Linked DNA regions of Mus musculus: region 2 is linked to region 1. Evidence: chromatin loops called from intact Hi-C (ENCODE). Cell type or tissue: left cerebral cortex. All regions are shown on one strand. Links, peaks and the distances in the headings refer to the core of each region. The heading gives the core; the rest is flanking DNA. Region 1 has its middle 97 kb from the start of Rragb. Region 2 holds the start of Klf8 (Kruppel-like factor 8).

Region 1 (8,326 bases), core at 36-8,035:
CTCATTTGCAGCTTCCTATTCTTGAGGACTGAGTAAGAACCAGAACAGGATTTAACCAAAGCTGTCCAAATTTTTCTAGTATAAGAAAGTCTAGGCATTCCAAGAGGTAATTTGAGGGTTGGAACTAGTGCTATAGAATTACAGAAATAGAGGGCAGAGAGAAGCAGAGGCAGAGGCAAAGGGAAAGGGAGGGAGAGGGAAGGAAAAGGGGACAGAGGTAGAGAGGGAGGGAGAAGGGGAGAGGGGGAGAGGGGGTTAGAGCAAGAGACAAACACAGACTGAGCAGAGACAGAGAGCCCCTCTTGAAAGTTTTTGTTTGGTTTCTGTAATTATCTCTCATGAAACCACTTTTCCTTGTCCTAAATGAAAATTCTAGGAAGCAGAATGACACAAATAATTCAAAGTGCTGTGGGAAAGCTGCTTAAATCCCTTGGAGAAAAATTCTACTCTTTCCTTGAGTACTTCTTAGAAGGTTCGTAAAGCTTTCCTCATCCTATAAAGGCAATAAGCACATTTCAACAACAGTCTGACAGCTAAGAGTTTCCTAGTTCCCAGATATACAACTAGAAATTCCCCACAAAGGTAATCGAACCAGCCACGAACACCAAGAGATGAGCAAGTGTTAGAAGAGAAACATAACAGCCCCTAATAAGTGACACAGAATACCAAAGGCAGAATACTGGTTGTGGAATCAACACATAGTTCCTTCCCCACCCTCCATTCAAGGGGGGCATGGCATGCACAAGTGGCTTTTGACTCAATAACAAGACTACACTCCCAAACAGTCAAAATCAACTAGGAGTGTTTCTGTTAAATGTGTGCTTTTCTTTGTTTTCAGAAGGTCATAGGAAAAAATGTTGAGTCTTTTTATCTTAATTCCTTCCCAAACTCAATAATATAGGCTGTCTGGAATAAGACTGTTTTCAAGTTTAGATGATCTACCAAGAAGACACTGAATAGAGGACTCTGCTTTGCTTTAAAACGTTGTCAAGGAACCTACAACAGGCACCATCCCTGGATGAGAACTCGTACTGGAGATGCACTGAAACCCAGAATATTAAAGAAAGCGACTCTGGACTTTACATTTAATACTAGACACAGCTAACTGCCGACTGATGGGAACTGGGTCATTCCATCACTCACACAGAGCATTTCATGGGGAAATGATAGCCCTCAAACCTCGACAACAATTTCATCTCTTTGGTCTGTGGACTATAAAGCTCCATCCACAACCCTGCCACCCTCCCTAAGCAGAAACAAAAGAGAAGCATGTAAAAGATGTCACTGGTCCATAGAAGCCATTTCTAATGAATGGTTGCTATACCAACTCTTTCTTTATCTAATGGGAAGGAGCTAATGAGGCTCTCCTTACCAACACAATGTAGCAGGTAAGACACCAAGGCGAAAATCAGAGCATTCAGGATGGCCTCAGCTTTCCTACGGAAACATTCTGTCCTGTGCTTTTCCAAAGGCTTTTTCTTTTCAAGACACAGTTTCATTCTCTAGCTCTGGCTGTCCTGGAGCTCACTATCTAGACCAGAACAGAATGGCCTTGAACTCAGAGATCTACCTGCCTCTGCCTCTCTGCCCCTCTGCCCCTCTGCCTCTCTGCCTCTGCCTCTCTGCCTCTGCCTCTGCCTCTCTGCCTCTGCCTCTCTGCCTCTGCCTCTCTGCCTCTGCCTCTCTCTCTGCCTCTCTGCCTCTGCCTCTCTGCCTCTGCCTCTGCCTCTCTGCCTCTGCCTCTCTGCCTCTGCCTCTCTGCCTCTGCCTCTCTGCCTCTCTCTCTGCCTCTCTGCCTCTGCCTCTGCCTCTCTGCCTCTCTGCCTCTCTGCCTCTGCCTCTCTGCCTCTGCCTCTCTGCCTCTCTCTCTCTGCCTCTCTGCCTCTGCCTCTCTGCCTCTCTGCCTCTCTCTCTCTGCCTCTCTGCCTCTCTCTCTCTGCCTCTCTGCCTCTGCCTCTCTGCCTCTCTGCCTCTCTGCCTCTCTGCCTCTCTGCCTCTCTGCCTCTCTGCCTCTCTGCCTCTCTGCCTCTCTGCCTCTCTGCCTCTCTGCCTCTCTGCCTCTCTGCCTCTCTGCCTCTCTGCCTCTCTGCCTCTCTGCCTCTCTGCCTCTGCCTCTGCCTCTGCCTGGCACACACCACCACACCCACTTCACAAGCCATTTGACTTGCTACATGTTTTCCAACCTGAGCTCCCAGTTCCTTTGAGTATATGGATTCCCAGCACACATGTGAAAATACATGTGAACTAGGAGAGTATATGTTAGAGATGGTTGGCATATGTTGGAATCAAATTCCACATTCCTCCCCCTATCCAGGGAGGAGATCTTGGCCACCAATCAGCTAAAAAAAGGAGTCCATAGCAACATTCTGCAGGGCCTTGAGATCTTACACACAATGTCCAGCTGCATGATCTGCCTGCCACAGGCAATGAAGTTGGCATTAAATAAATATTGGTAGAATTGATTAATTAGCTCGAAGTCATCTACACAGTCATGTTGTGTCTGAATGGAAATGCTATCCTTCAGATAAAACTACTGAACCCACTGACTCTGTGGGTAACTAATGTGCATATTGGCATGAATACCCACACTGCACCTTCTAAAAATCCACTGGATGTTAGAACCAAGTTTGAAGGATAACCTGGGAGAGGGAGGAGCTGTCCTCTGCACATAAATTCCTTCCAATAAACAGACAGTGTTACAACAAGGTAAGACACTGACATTCTTTAAACTGAATTTCCACTCCAAGTCCCTTAGGTAAAATTGTGCACTGTCCCTTTAAGAAGCCAGGCAAGATGGAGCCCTCCCAGCTTGAAGCTAGAGGTTTTGAGCAACCTGATAGGGATGCTGGAGTATGACAAAAAGAAAGAATGTCAGAAGGATGATAGTGAAGCCTTAACATCAGGAGTGGAAATAGAGGCTGTAAACACACAACACGCTTCAGTGTGCACGAGCTGGCCGCGTGGCCACTCTGGGCACCAGAGCACCACCCTCCACCCCTCTCCTCCGCCCTACTCCACCCTGCCCCACCCTTCTTTCCTCCTAGAGTGAGCCACCAGCAGAACTGCGGCCATGTCCCCGCCCCCTCCGAGACCCCGGGAGGGCAGCCGAAAGCGAGGTGCTGGCTGGACAAAATGAAAGGGACTTACTTTGGGGTTCTGCGCCTCCGAAGGCATCCTTTCCTTGCAGCCCCTGCCAGGGGCAGCGCACGCACGGGGTCTTCGCTGCCTCGCGCCACGAACCGAGCCCAGGAAGACTTAGGGAGATGCCGGTACACTAGATATTACTGATCTTAAGGCGAGACAGAAGGGTATAAGGGAGTTAGCCGGTGGCGGGAGTGGTGGTAAGATCTAAAACCCTCCTCTCCCCTCATTCGCACGAGCGTCCCTCGCCCAGCGTTAAGGATTTCAGGGGCAATGGTTTTCTTTTTTTCCCTTTTGGTTTCTCCCAGCTGCCTGTCCCAGACCCCACCCAGCGGCTCCACCCCATCCACTGCTACACATTCTGTCAATCACCAGCCCCTTTAAAGCTGCATCACACAACTTAGCTTTTCCTCCCTCTCTGAATGGGCGGACAGAATCCTGGGGCCTTTTTAACAATGCCCCGGACATTTTTGTTGGGTTTCTGATGCTGGGGTTACCTCCTTGTGGAGGCCTCCCCTCCCTACCTCTGGCCCGAAGCTGGCCCACTGTACCCCACCCAAACTCTTTCCGGACAAGCCAGGCCCAACCTCACCACACCACACCCGGGTCTCTTAACTTCGTCTCTGGTGAAAGCTCTTCCTAAACCAGCCAGAACTCCAAGAAAGTTCCTGTAACGCCCTGCTTGGCACCGCCCACTCTCGTGCACTTTTCTAGACTTAAGGGGCTTAAAAGCTCTCCTAACCTTGGGGCTTCTTCAGTTCTGCCTGGCAGAGGGGGAGATAATGTCTTCATCTTTCATCCGTGTGATTCTCCAAATTTCTAACCAGCCTGGAAAAAGAACAGTAGTGATTCCCAGAAATCTGTGTGATACCTTTAACAAACCATAAAAAGCTTTCCAGTACCATCACCCCCACTCCTGGATCAGGCAACTCAAAAGTCAGAAAAGCAAGGAGGACCAATCTCACCAGCTTAAACTGGAAGCCCACACTAACCCATAAGAAGTTACGTTTGTTGCCATTTCCAAGCTCAGTTGATGATAACACCTGGTTTCAAAACAAAACCATCCTGGGGGGCCAACTTTGACTCTTTCTCCCTCTCGGGCCACTTTCTTTTTTTTTTTTTTTTTTTTTTTTTGGTTTTTCGAGACAGGGTTTCTCTGTATAGCCTTGAACTCAGAAATTTGTTGGGCCACTTTCAATTCTTCAGAAAATCCTTTTGTCCGTATCTTTAAAAGGTGTCCAGTTGACCACTTCTCAGGGTTTCTACTACTTCTCAGGCTCCGGCCTCAACTAGATGAGTCTCCTCAAAGATCTCCCGCTTTTCTTCATTGACTCCTCTAAAATCCATCTCTAGTTAGAAAATCGTTTTACAGGGCAAATTTTAATAGCAAACCTGAACAAGAGGTACTTCTTTTGTAAAAATCTTTGATTCTAATTGCATGTAGAATCCAAATTCTACCAGAAAAAAAGATCTATCCGTCCCTCGCCACCAATTTCTACGCAACCTTGTTCACAGGGGTAGATGTCTGTATGCTAAGATCTGTCTCAGTTTGCCCTCTGTGTTACCTTTCTGTTTTGTTCACTCCATATCCTATATCCAATATTAACTCAGAACACAGGAGACCTCATCCCATCTTATTTTTACCACAACACTGGTCACAATTTCAATGAATGGTATTCGCAAGTTTTTTTGTTTTGTTTTGTTTTGTTTTGTTTTGTTTTTGTTTTGTTTTTCGAGACAGGGTTTCTCTGTGTAGCCCTGGCTGTCCTGGAACTCACTCTGTAGACCAGGCTCGCCTCGAACTCAGAAATCTGCCTGCCTCTGCCTCCCAAGCGCTGGGATTAAGGCATGCACCACCACCGCCTGGCTTTGAAAGATTTTTAAAGATGGTTTATTTACATTTTACGTATATTGATGTTCTACCTGCTTGTATGTGTGTGTAATGTTGTCAGCTCCCCTAGAACTGCAGTTACAGACAGTTGTGAGTTGCCATGTGGGTGCTGGAACTTGAATCTGGGTCCTTTGGAAGACCAGCCAATGCTCTTAACCACTGAACCAACTTTCCAGCACCTGGAACTTGGAATTTGCAAGTTCGTAACAGCAGAGTCTTGTGAGTGCAGGAATTTACCTATCCTTAACATACTGAATAGTGGCTGCCATATAGTCTAGCATATATCGTTTAAAGATATTATGGGCAGTATCTTCACAGATATATTGGATAATATCTATTATTGTTATTATTATTTATTAGGTTTTTGTTTGTTTTGCTTGATGATGTTGTTTGACACAGGGTTCCTCTGTGTAGCCCTGGCTCTCCCAGAACTCACTGTGTAGACCAGGCTGGCCTTGAACTCAGAGATCCACCTACCTCTGCCTCCTGAGTGCTTGGATTAAAGGTGCATACCACCACTGCCAGGCTTCTTCCTTCTTCTGAGAAGAGTTTATGGAACATTTGGGGGGGCAGGCACATTGCAAGTTTATAATAGCAAACTAGATGAAAAGTTTCAGCTAACATTCAGGGCATTCATGAGCAGAAGTCTGGAGACTTGGACCTGGTAGCACCTGTAAGCATCTGTTTCAAATATATGATGGCTGAGCACTTGAAAACCTGTTGATAATGGCTTAAGACAAATCTTAAAAAAAACTTCTTGCTCTTTTTCTTTCTTTCTTTTTTTTTTTTTCCGAGACAGGGTTTCTCTGTGTAGCCCTGGCTGTCCTGGAACTCACTCTGTAGACTAGGCTGGCCTCAAACTCAGAAATCCTCCTGCCTCCACCTCCCAAGTGCTGAGATTAAAGGTGTGCGCCACTACTGCCCGGCTAAAACTTCTTGCTAATTTTTTTTTAAGATTTATTTAATTATTATACATAAGTACACTGTAGCTGACTTCAGATGCACCAGAAGAGGGTGTCAGATCTCATTATGGCTGGTTGTGAGCCACCATGTGGTTGCTGGGATTTGATTGACCTCCAGACTTTCAGAAGAACAGTCAGTTCTCTTACCCCCTGAGCCATCTCGACAGCCCAACTTCTTGCTCTTATAAGGCTCTTTTATTTCTTGACACTAAAATAGCCTTAGGTGCTCGTACTGGTGAGGGAAGGTGAGTGCTTTGCTAACCTTGCATCAAAATAAGGTTATAAAATTGCTCAAACAGTCCCTCGCATACATACCTAATGCCCTTTCTTTGCCTTTCTTTCCTCTCTGACTGATTAACAGCCAGCAGATTGGCTTGACTTTTTCTTCCCAATATCCTAATTAACTACAAGTTTTATTATGAAATATAATAGGAGCCGGGCGTGGTGGCGCACGCCTTTAGTCCTAGCACTCAGGAGGCAGAGGCAGGCGGATTTCTGAGTTCGAGGCCAGCCTGGTCTACAAAGTGAGTTCCAGGACAGCCAGGGCTATACAGAGAAACCCTGTCTCGAGAAAAAAAAAAAGGAAAAGAAAAGAAAAGAAAAAGAAAGATAATGGGAAAGTGCTTGTTTTCAGAGCCCTACTACTGAAGTTCAAATCCCAAATTTATCACTTCTTTGAGTTGTGGTTTTGGACAAGTAATTCTGCCACCTAGACCTTCTATTTTCTCATCTGAAAATGATGATGATTATAGTAATAGCAGCTAACTCGTTGTGAGGTTGTGCAATTAAATGATGTAATACACACTAGGGGGTGCAAAGAAGATTCTATTAATTTAGATAGTCTAAGTTTCCAATAAAAATACTATGCTCCCTGGAACTATTAAGAACCCTAACCTATCCCAGCACTTGGGAGGTAGAGGCAGACAGATTTCTGAGTTCCAGGACAGCCTAGCCTACAGATTGAGTTCCAGGACAGCCAGGGCTACACAGAGAAACCCTGTCTCAAAAAACAAACAAACAAACAAACAAACAAACCAACCAAAAAAATAACAAGGAACCCTAAGCTAGAAACTGCAAATTCTAAAGCCAACCCAAAGGTGCGCAGCTAGCGGGTCACAGCTTCTACCAATTAACCCAAAATTATCAGAATGGTAAAGTACATATGACAGATTCTAAGGGATAATAAAGGCAACTTGTTTATAAAAGGCATGCATGTCTTTGATTCTCATTCTCTCTCTCTCTCTCTCTCTCTCTCTCTCTCTCTCTCTCTCTCTCTCTCGGGGGGGGGGCATGTTTAAAGGCAGGCCAGGCAGATCTAGAGAGCAAGTTCCAGGACAGCCAGGGCTACGCAGAGAAACCCAAAACAAAACACAACAAGAGAATAAATGAACGAACGAATGAATGAAAAATGTTCTCCCCTGTCAATTTAGTAACCCCAAACTAATTTAAATCTTGTTTTTCTGACCTTCCATTGCGTTCCAAATTGTTTAAGACTATAGCTATTTAGAGGTCGTCTTACTAGATCATACAAACTCTGTATCTTGTTTATCATCAAACACTTTTCAATATCTGCACTATTTGCACTTTTTGCAATGTTGAATTGACTATATGTGGTTCTCCATTTAGTCATCCAGCGAACAAACAAAACATATCCTTGACTGATATGAAAGGCAGCTGTGCTATATAGTGTGAAGTGTTAGGTCTCAGAAACCCCAGACAGCAGGCTGAGATACCTATTAACATATCAAAGTGAAGTCAAGGCCAGTTCCCTCGGAGACGCTCAGCGCCAGTGGCTCCTCCCAGTTCTGGCAGCATTACTCAGTACCTGTGGCTCCGCACAGCATTTCTCACCCCGCCCCCTACCCTAAACCTCCAGCTCCCAGGGGCGGTCTTCCACGTCTTCCACGTCTCTTTCCCTAACCCTGATTCCTACAAAATACAGCCATTTTGGCTACACCACTCCCTTGGCCTTGGCCCTGGCTGCGCATAGGTAGGCTCCTCATCTCTTGCTCCTCCTCCTCTTTCTTCTCATGGTCCAGTTTACTCTGTCAGATATTTCCACCCAGGATTCTTCCCTCCCTCTCCTTTCACCCTTGTATCTACATTAAAATCGTCTCCATAGTCATGCCCTCCTTTATTTCTTTGTCTTTTTTTTTTCATTCAGAAAAAGATTGGATGTGTATTTTTAAGAAAATCTCCAAGTCCTGGGATATCATTGACTAGCCGCGTACCACAGAATCTGGAAGAAAATAATGCTGTTATTAGGCTTCTCTACATATACCCTAATATAGCTAAGAAGGTAGAGACTCTGACTACAAAACATTTCTTGTTA
Region 2 (8,326 bases), core at 148-8,147, 120 kb before region 1:
ACTTCTGGCATATACAAGACCCTTAAATTTCATTCCTAGCACAGCCAAAAAAAAAATCCACATTGTACTTTAAAAAATCTAAATACACAGTTAACATTTTTAGTATATGATACAGAGCATGTAGCACGTTCTAGAGATTTATAACTAACTTCCAGACCAATAATTTACATTTTTCCCCTTCAGATACACAATGACGTTAAAAAGTAAACAACACGGGCTGGTGAGATGGCTCAGTGGGTAAGAGCACCCGACTGCTCTTCCGAAGGTCAGGAGTTCAAATCCCAGCAACCACATGGTGGCTCACAACCATCCGTAACGAGATCTGACTCCCTCTTCTGGAGTGTCTGAAGACAGCTGCAGTGTACTTACATATAATAAATAAATAAATCTTAAAAAAAAAAAGAAACCTGTTAATACTTGCTGTTAAAAAAAAAAAGTAAACAACACACTCAAAATTGCAAAACCAGTAAAATCCTTCATTTCAATATATTATTTATAACTATAATGTACCATATCATTTTTGAAATTAGGAACGAGGCTAGGGGATAAAGTTAAATTATGGTTCATAAACAGATCAGAAATCTAACTTCTACTTATAAAATTGAAACAAATGATATCCATATGTAAGCTAAAAAGAAAACTGAACAGCTGATCAATTAGGTCAACTACACTGATCAGTTTCTTTTCACTTACCAAAAAGCAGTTTAGTTAGAGTAAGACCTTATACAGGACCAGTGGTAGCGAATGCTTTTAAGCCCAGGACTCCAGACTCAGAGGCAGTCAAATCTGTGAGTTCTGAAACCAGCCCGGGTCTATAAAGCAAGTTCCAGGACAGCAAGGGCTGCACTGAAAAACTAAACAAGGAGTAAGACCTTAGATCATCATCTCACAAAATATGTACCAAGTGTTTGCAAAGGAAAGGATGTAAGGGAAAGGTAAGTGGTATGAAGCCGCAATGGTATGGAGCGTCATCAACTAGCTCTGAGTCTCAAAGGGGACTGGGGGCTTAGTTATAAACACAACTAAGCCAAAATGCAGCAGGCAATGATCAAGGTCCTAGAAAATTCAGGAACAATCATGTAGTTCTTCAAACTAATATTTACAGATGCAAAAGAAAATAAAGTTTTCATAGTAACGCATTTTAGGTAGGAATGAGAGATGGATGGAATGCTATAAATACTTATCAGGACACACATAAAAACAAGCATATTATAAGACAGTTTATTTGTCTTATAGAACATATGAAGACAATCTGATAATAGCTGAGGAGATAAGGAAGATCTGTGGAGGACAGGGACATCAGCAGGACTTAAATAAGAATACAAATCTGGTTGGAGGATAAAGAAAAGAATTCAAACAGAAAGCAAGCTTTAAAACTTCTCAGTAGTTATAACAGTTCATGCTGATGATAACTGGAGCACTCAGGAGGTTGAGAGAGGAGAATTGAGAGAGTTCAAGGCCAGTTCTACTACACCCTGTTGCCATTTTTAAAAACTCCAATAATACACCAGCTCCTGGTTTCAATGTCTACTGGGGGGGAGGGCGTGGGGAGACACCTTTTCCCCTCAGTACCTAACATCCAGTATGCCATTTTGCTAAATGAATTCTGTATTAAGAAGGCATTTTTCCTTCATTCAACAATTTAAGTGAGCCCATAAAGTACAACTGACTCCAAACTAAGGCAAACATATAAATAAATGCACAGGGCTGGAGTGATAGCTACAGGTTAAGAGCACTTTTTGCTCTTCCAGAGGACCCAGGTTCTATTCCCAGCATCCATGTTGGGCAGCTCACAATTACCCATAATTCTAGCTTCTTCACACATGCAGCATTTACTTTATATGCGTACAAAAAAACACGTAAATAATAATAATAAAATATGAGAATAAAGAAAACATCTAAATGTAACAAACATTAATAAGCCCCTGGCAGAGTCGAAACGGATGAGTCGTCAAGACCCACCTCCTTCACATGAGAAACAGGCACCCTGAAGACTAATAATAGCTAGGCTTCATACCCTGGAAATTTCAAAAACAAAACAAAACAAAACAAAACAAAAAAGCAACCAGCAGGAACCACTAAGAGCCTCATCTCTGAAATACACACACTACAAAAATGAGGGTGGCTGCCCTGAACATTTTTTCCCACCAATTTTTTTTTATCCTGTATGCTCTGAAAGCAAGAGGGTTCTTTCTATGAGCGCAGAGCTTTTATGCAATTTGGTCTTGAGGACAGGCTGGGTAGTTATATTTATCACTTACACATTTGAAGTTGGATTTCCACCCTTCCTGCATCCTTTGCCTATCTGTCCTCTAAGCTAACCTAAAGGCACTGTGCCTAGCCTGTCTCACCAACAGTTTCCAAGGATGGTCTCTCTCATAAGGGTTCCCCCCAGACTTTGAAGAAGAGGACGAAGTCACTTGTGAGCCACTGGTTTGCTGTTCAAAGGTCTTGCTGGTTACATCATCGTGGTTAAACCAACCAAAGAATCAGAAGATAGACAGATTAGTGGCCTTTTCTCTTGCAGCCAGGGAGAACAATGTTAAATCACAAACAAATAAGGCATATATTCTAGCCTGTCTTTGAGCAAGCGATTCAAACTGCACAGGCCTTCTTTCCCCTTCATCTGAAATGTGCTTTAAGGACAATGAAGTACGAAGTCTATCAGCAGTGAGCCAGAGAAAACCCCAGAGTAAGAAAACATGAAGAACGGCGAGTTGGAGCAGCCTGTATCATATATACCTTCTGAATAAGAATTTTAATATGCATCCCTCAGAGGAGAAAAGCACGGTGCATGGTCATATAACTAGTTCATGCTGGTAGAAGGGTTTCAAAGTAGATCTTTTTATTATCACAAACCATCTTCAGGTTAAATCCAAGTCTAGAGATGAGTCTCTTTTTCTCTTTTCTCCATCACTATTATGCTAAATGACATACAAGTACTTTATAAATTTTTCCCGCAATTACAATATAGAGAAAATAAGGTACTGTTCCCCTGGCCACCTGTTACGACATGGTTTAGTTTCTACAAAATTCTTAGGGTCAAAAAAAGTACAAAAAGCTTCACTTTGTGGCTAAGCAAGTCCCTTTGCTCCAGTAGTCACAGCAATTCTGGCTGATCTTCCACCTACAGGAGCTAACCCCTTGGCCACATCCTTAAGAGCCTAGACAGGGCTATGCTTTGGCTTCCTCCCCCAACCAAGGGGACGACCCCCCCCCTTAAAGAGGGGCATGTCCTAAGCAGCTCCTCCACAGAAGGGATCTGCTATCAGTACCTAGAGGGCAGGCTCCCAACTTAACTCTTCCCTTCCCCTCCTCCCTCGTTTTAGAAGCATCTCTAGGTACCTGCTACTGCTTGGGGGAAGGGAGGGGGTGACGTAAGTGGGTTCAGTGCTCCTCCAAATCCTCTTCTCTCGCACAGAGACTTTGCATGTACAGGGTTAAAACAAACCGTACCACTTAAGGAGGGTTGAGAGCACCTAGACAGGACAGACTGAACTAGACATACCTATCCATTCGTGTCCCTTTTCAATTCTTCCACAAGCCCCCCCTGAAGTACCCTTCCTCTTAGTCTCCGCGATCCTTAAGGGAAGTCTTTTTCCATTGAGTTGAATTTGATTCCACATAATGTTCTTACCCCCTTCCGCTTACTCGTCTCCCCCATCCCACTTCACTGCTAAAACCCAAAGCCAAGTGGGTGTGTGCGGTTGGCACGCGGGGTGCGGGGATTAGAACCCTGACTGAAGACTGAAAGAGTGGTCCTTTCCCAAGTCACTTACCGCCTATGCCTCCAGCCGCTGCCGACTCCTGAAGTGTCCGGAGCTCACGCAGTCCTCTCAGAGACTCATACTCCAGAGCTGATCTCAAGGCAGCTGTTCCCCTTGCACCCGCCCATGTCTGACAGCGCGCCTGGTAACACGCTTTAGCCTTCTCTTCCTTGGTCCCCCACCTCCCTGTTTTCTCCAGGCTGGAAAAGGATAGGGAAAACGAAAAAGGGAGGGAGTCGATTTAGACCCAGCTGGGCCACCCTCAGAACAAGGGAAACAAAGCTTTCAAGCATCCAAGCCCCGAATCGGGGCGGTGGAGCCGACTTCCTAAAAAGAATCCTCCCACTGCAGCCTTCCCTGTGCTAAAAATACAGCGGCTTCTCCGGGGCGAAGTGGCCAGCGCTGAAGCTCCTGCGTTCCCCTTTTACCTCAACCGATTCAGTTCCGGCCAAGCCCATTCTCCACCCACCTCAGAACTCCTCAAACCCTCGCCTAGAGAGCACGGGCGGGGTCCCAGCAAAGCACCCAAACCTTAGATCACGACTTGAACGCAAAGTTGAGAGAGAGAGAGGGGGAGTCAGTGAAGACCCACAAGGAGACAGCGCCAGAGGATCCCCTCCTCGCAGCGGTTAGTGCTGCACACCCGGCGCCTTCCTAAAAAGAAAGGAGGAAAAGACGCCAACGATTGGTCGAAACATATAGGAAAACACCGGCCCAGGGCAGGGACTCCAACGCGAGTGGGAGGCACTCCCGCAGGACCGCGCCTGAGAGACTTCTCGGTGGTACCTGGCCGCCCCACTGGTATACCGCACCCGCGGGTCAAAGCCTGGTGCTCTCCCCAGGCAATCTGAGCAGATGGAGTACATAGCTCTTTCTGTGTCAGACTAGGCCCAGAAGAGAGGTGCGACTATGAGGACTCCACCTAGGGTGGAGTTCCTTAAAAGGGACAAGTGGCCGCTAGAGGGGAGTGGAGTAGGAGGGGGTAGAGATGGGTGGGGCAGAAGAGGCGGAGGGACAGAGGAGGGGGTGGGGCGGGCCCTAGGAGCCAGGAGCCAGTCTCGCCCCTGGCGGCCGTCTCAGTTGGCCTCCTGCAGCTGCAGGTATGACTGAAAGCCTTTTCGGTGCATCCTTAGTCCCCAGCAGGGGTTTTCAGGCACACTACTTGGTCAACTATCCACCCAGACTTAAGCACTCCAAGGGAGGTTGGGAAGGGTGTGGTGATTGGGAGTAAGAGATTTCTAGGGAGAAAGGGAAGCAGAATGGGGAGTGCCAGTAAGATGGTAACAGTAAATGGATTTTTTTAACCCTCCCAGTTCTCCATGGCAACATGTGACACTAGCAAAGACAGAGGGGTCACAGTGTCTTTTTAGGGATGAAGCTTAAGAGGAAAGAAGAGCTGGGTGAATTTTCTAGCAATAGGAGGTGAGAGGAAACTAGGTAAAGATGAAATGATCACGGATTGGCAACAGGAAGGCTTTCTGAGTCTCCCAGCTCTCTAAGAATAGAGTTCTCAACCCCCTGAGACCGCCTCTCAGCTAAGCATTGGCTAACATCCCCGAAGAACTGGGTCCGTAGAATAGAAGCCACCATCTTTCCAGCATTTCCTTGTCCTTGCCTTAAAGTCTGTCTCTAGTTCATTTTAATGGAAACCCAGGAAGTCACAGACAACCACAGCCTCCTTCCAGTGCCTCTTCCCTACCACAATTCTGAGAGAGAGAGAGAGAGAGAGAGAGAGAGAGAGGAGAAACAAAGCGGAGGAACAGAAGGAGCAGCCAAGCAAAAGAAATAATAGGTTCCATGTCTTCAGCACCTCATATGGGCAGTTCACTAGGCCAGGTACCATTATAGTCCTCAATTTTCCTTTATTCCTCATAACAACCCTAGACAGCAGGTAGCACTATATTTTTATGTCCCATCAGGGAGTAATGTAGATTGAATTCGGGGCCTAGTGTATTCTAAGCAAGCATTCTATCACTCAGTTGGATCCCCAGCTTATGTTTCTTCTTGTTGTTTTTTTGTTTGTTTGAAATAGGAGGTAATCTTATGATAGAGCTCAGGCTAATGCAGCTTAGACTGTCCTCAAACTCACCACTCACCTGCCTCAGCCTCCTTGGTTCTGAGTTTACAGGAATGCAATGTCACACCCAGCCTCAAAAGAAAAAGAGTAAAAAAAAAAAAACCAAACAACAAACCTGAGGGTCACAGCTCAGTATGTGCCCAGCATGTTTGTCCATTTGCTTAATTGCTATTTCTGCTCAGATATGTTTTAAAAATCTCCTTTTCCTTCCCTCCCCAGTCAGTTCTCTACTAGTAGTTCACCAACTATGCAAATGTTCAAGTCCTTTAACCTGTTGTGATGATCTGGACCCTACCTTTATCTCAAGCAGCAGGGGTTTTGCTGCTCTACTGGACTCCAAATTTCTGATAAGACCAGGATTTTCTCAATTAATCTCTAGGCCACGAGACACCTTACCTTTTTTGTTGACGTGGCCTAAACTCTGTTCACCTTTTTAAAAGGACCAAGTAAAGGTCACCCCCTCTCCTAATTTCATTACGTTTGGAAGAACTGACCATTTGCTTCAGCACCTCCAGGTACCTATGTGTTGTTATAACTGCTTCTCATTATTAAACTATAAAGTCCTGGTTAGGTATCAGGTGTCAGTAGGTCTGCAATGTAGATGCTGAGTATTATTATCATTCATCGTTACAGAGCAGTAACTAAGTGCTGAACTCTGTTCTGAGCCTCACTGAATCGTTCTGACAGTGGTATAGGTAGGTACCAGCGCTATCGTTTTCATACATAGAAATCAAGGGACAAAGATTAAACAGCAGATATGTATACTTGCTACGTAAAAGAATGCCCCTGTTATAGGGGTTTTTACAAATGCCTCACTATCTCTCTATACCATATTTCTACCACTGCGTACACACCTGCTGCAATTACAAGGTAAGACTTATTAAGAGGGAGCCACATAATGTACAACTCTATATATTCGTTTTTAAAAAGGGTCACATTATACCTTGTATCCTTATGTTCTTAATATATAAAATCTAATAAATATTGCTTTTAAGAAAAGGATATTTCACTAGCCCAAGGCTATCTTCAGTAATGACAGAAAGTTTTAGATTCAAGGATGTAAAACTGTTTATGTTCAAGACAAATACACTTTTGTGATGTGAAAAACAAAGATGGGTAGACTTCTGTAATACTGCCATTAATAGCCACTAGAACTCTTTATCTAAGCTGGGCGTACCCTTTTGTCATGGTAAATTCTTTGTTTAATCTATGCAGGTTCAAGAAGATGTGTCAATCCACCTGAAGATAGCCAAACAATTTATACTCTCGCTAAAAGTTTTTCTGGAGACCTAATTTATTTTACATCCCAGATTTTGTCTGCCTCAACTGCATTTGTATAGAAAACTGTACTGGATGGGCAAATTCTGATTTTGGGAAAAAACAAAGTAAATTATTAAACCTTGGATACATACACTCAAGTATCTTTCCTGTCCCTTTTTCCATCCATTTAGTCGATGAAACACACTGAGCAACAATACACTTTTATCTAGGCTAGGTGTACCCTTTGTGTCAGATGGAATGTTGTGAGAGAGCAAACATCAAGAATTAACTAGGGTTCTTCGTTTTAGGAAGCACCACGGGCTCCCCTTCTCTTAAGGGGCTTAAGAAATAAATCAAATAGCAACCCGCAGTATCTTCAACTTCTCCCTTTTCACCTGAAGCAAAAGGGGAACTGGGCATCTTGAGCTCTCCTGTACATGTATAAGGAAGAGGGTTAAATTACATACTGGACTTAAGGACTATAGCCAAGAAGCCTGCAGACACCTGGGTCTCACAAGATGTTGCTCTCTGTAGTGCCCTTCTTCCTTCTCATTCTCCTGCTTCCCTTCCTTCTTGAGAAGGCCAGCTAACAAACTATGGGGGTGGAGCCCAGAAGGAGGGCAAGGGGGAGAAGCAGAGGAAAAGCCTCAGGAAGAGGCCTTCATCACCACCACCCCTACTGCTCCCAGCAGAAAAAACAACAACAAATTTAAAATACTTTAAGACCTGTAGCTAAGGAGAAGGGGGAAAAGAGAGTGATGAGTGCCTGGTGGTGGTGCGGCAGCGCACGCCATTAATCCCAGCACTTGGGAGACAGAGTCAGGTGGATTTTTGAGTTCGAGGCCAGCCTGGTCTACAGAGTGAGTTCCAGGACGGCCAGGGCTACACAGAGAAACCCTGTCTCTCGGAAGAGAAGAGAAGAGAAGAGAAGAGAAGAGAAGAGAAGAGAAGAGAAGAGAAGAGAAGAGAAGAGAAGAGAAGAGAAGAGAAGAGAAGAGAAGAGAAGAGAAGAGAGATAAGGATGGGGACAGGACAGGGGAGGAAAAGGAGGGGGCCAAAAGGATAGAGCAGCCTGGGGCCAAGGAGGGAAATAAACAGAAAAATTTGCCTCCTCTAGTTATTATTGCTCCTGAGACAACAAGACTATCACCCAAAACAATACAAGAGTGTCTCCACTCCCTTCTTTTTGTTTTCCCTTTGTAGTTCCCCAGGGGGTACAGTC

The links. Hi-C counts contacts between places; a loop is a spot of excess contacts. Peaks named below come from ENCODE experiments on the same cell type or tissue, not always from the same donor. Only the 100,000 strongest peaks of a DNase experiment are listed, where the experiment ranks them.
Region 2: it touches region 1 in a loop (4-fold over the local background); 13 of 42 quality-filtered maps call a loop at or near these places.

Annotation. Positions count from the first base shown.
Region 1 is chrX:153,232,914-153,241,239 of GRCm38, reverse strand. It overlaps a transcript of Klf8 not described here. Among named protein-coding and RNA genes, the nearest start is that of Rragb, 97 kb to the right of the region's middle. In left cerebral cortex, for the core only: no CTCF peak of the experiment used is centred there; DNase peaks (open chromatin) are centred at 2,178, 2,837, 2,979 and 3,449; H3K4me3 peaks cover 1,446 bases; H3K27ac peaks cover 682 bases.
Region 2 is chrX:153,355,937-153,364,262 of GRCm38, reverse strand. Klf8 (Kruppel-like factor 8) reads right to left here and starts at 4,650. Exons shown (of 8, transcript NM_001357183.1): 1 at 4,554-4,650; 2 at 4,299-4,421; 3 at 3,780-3,967. In left cerebral cortex, for the core only: a CTCF peak has its summit at 4,853; DNase peaks (open chromatin) are centred at 3,399, 4,114, 4,658, 5,259 and 3 more places; H3K4me3 peaks cover 2,675 bases; H3K27ac peaks cover 1,618 bases.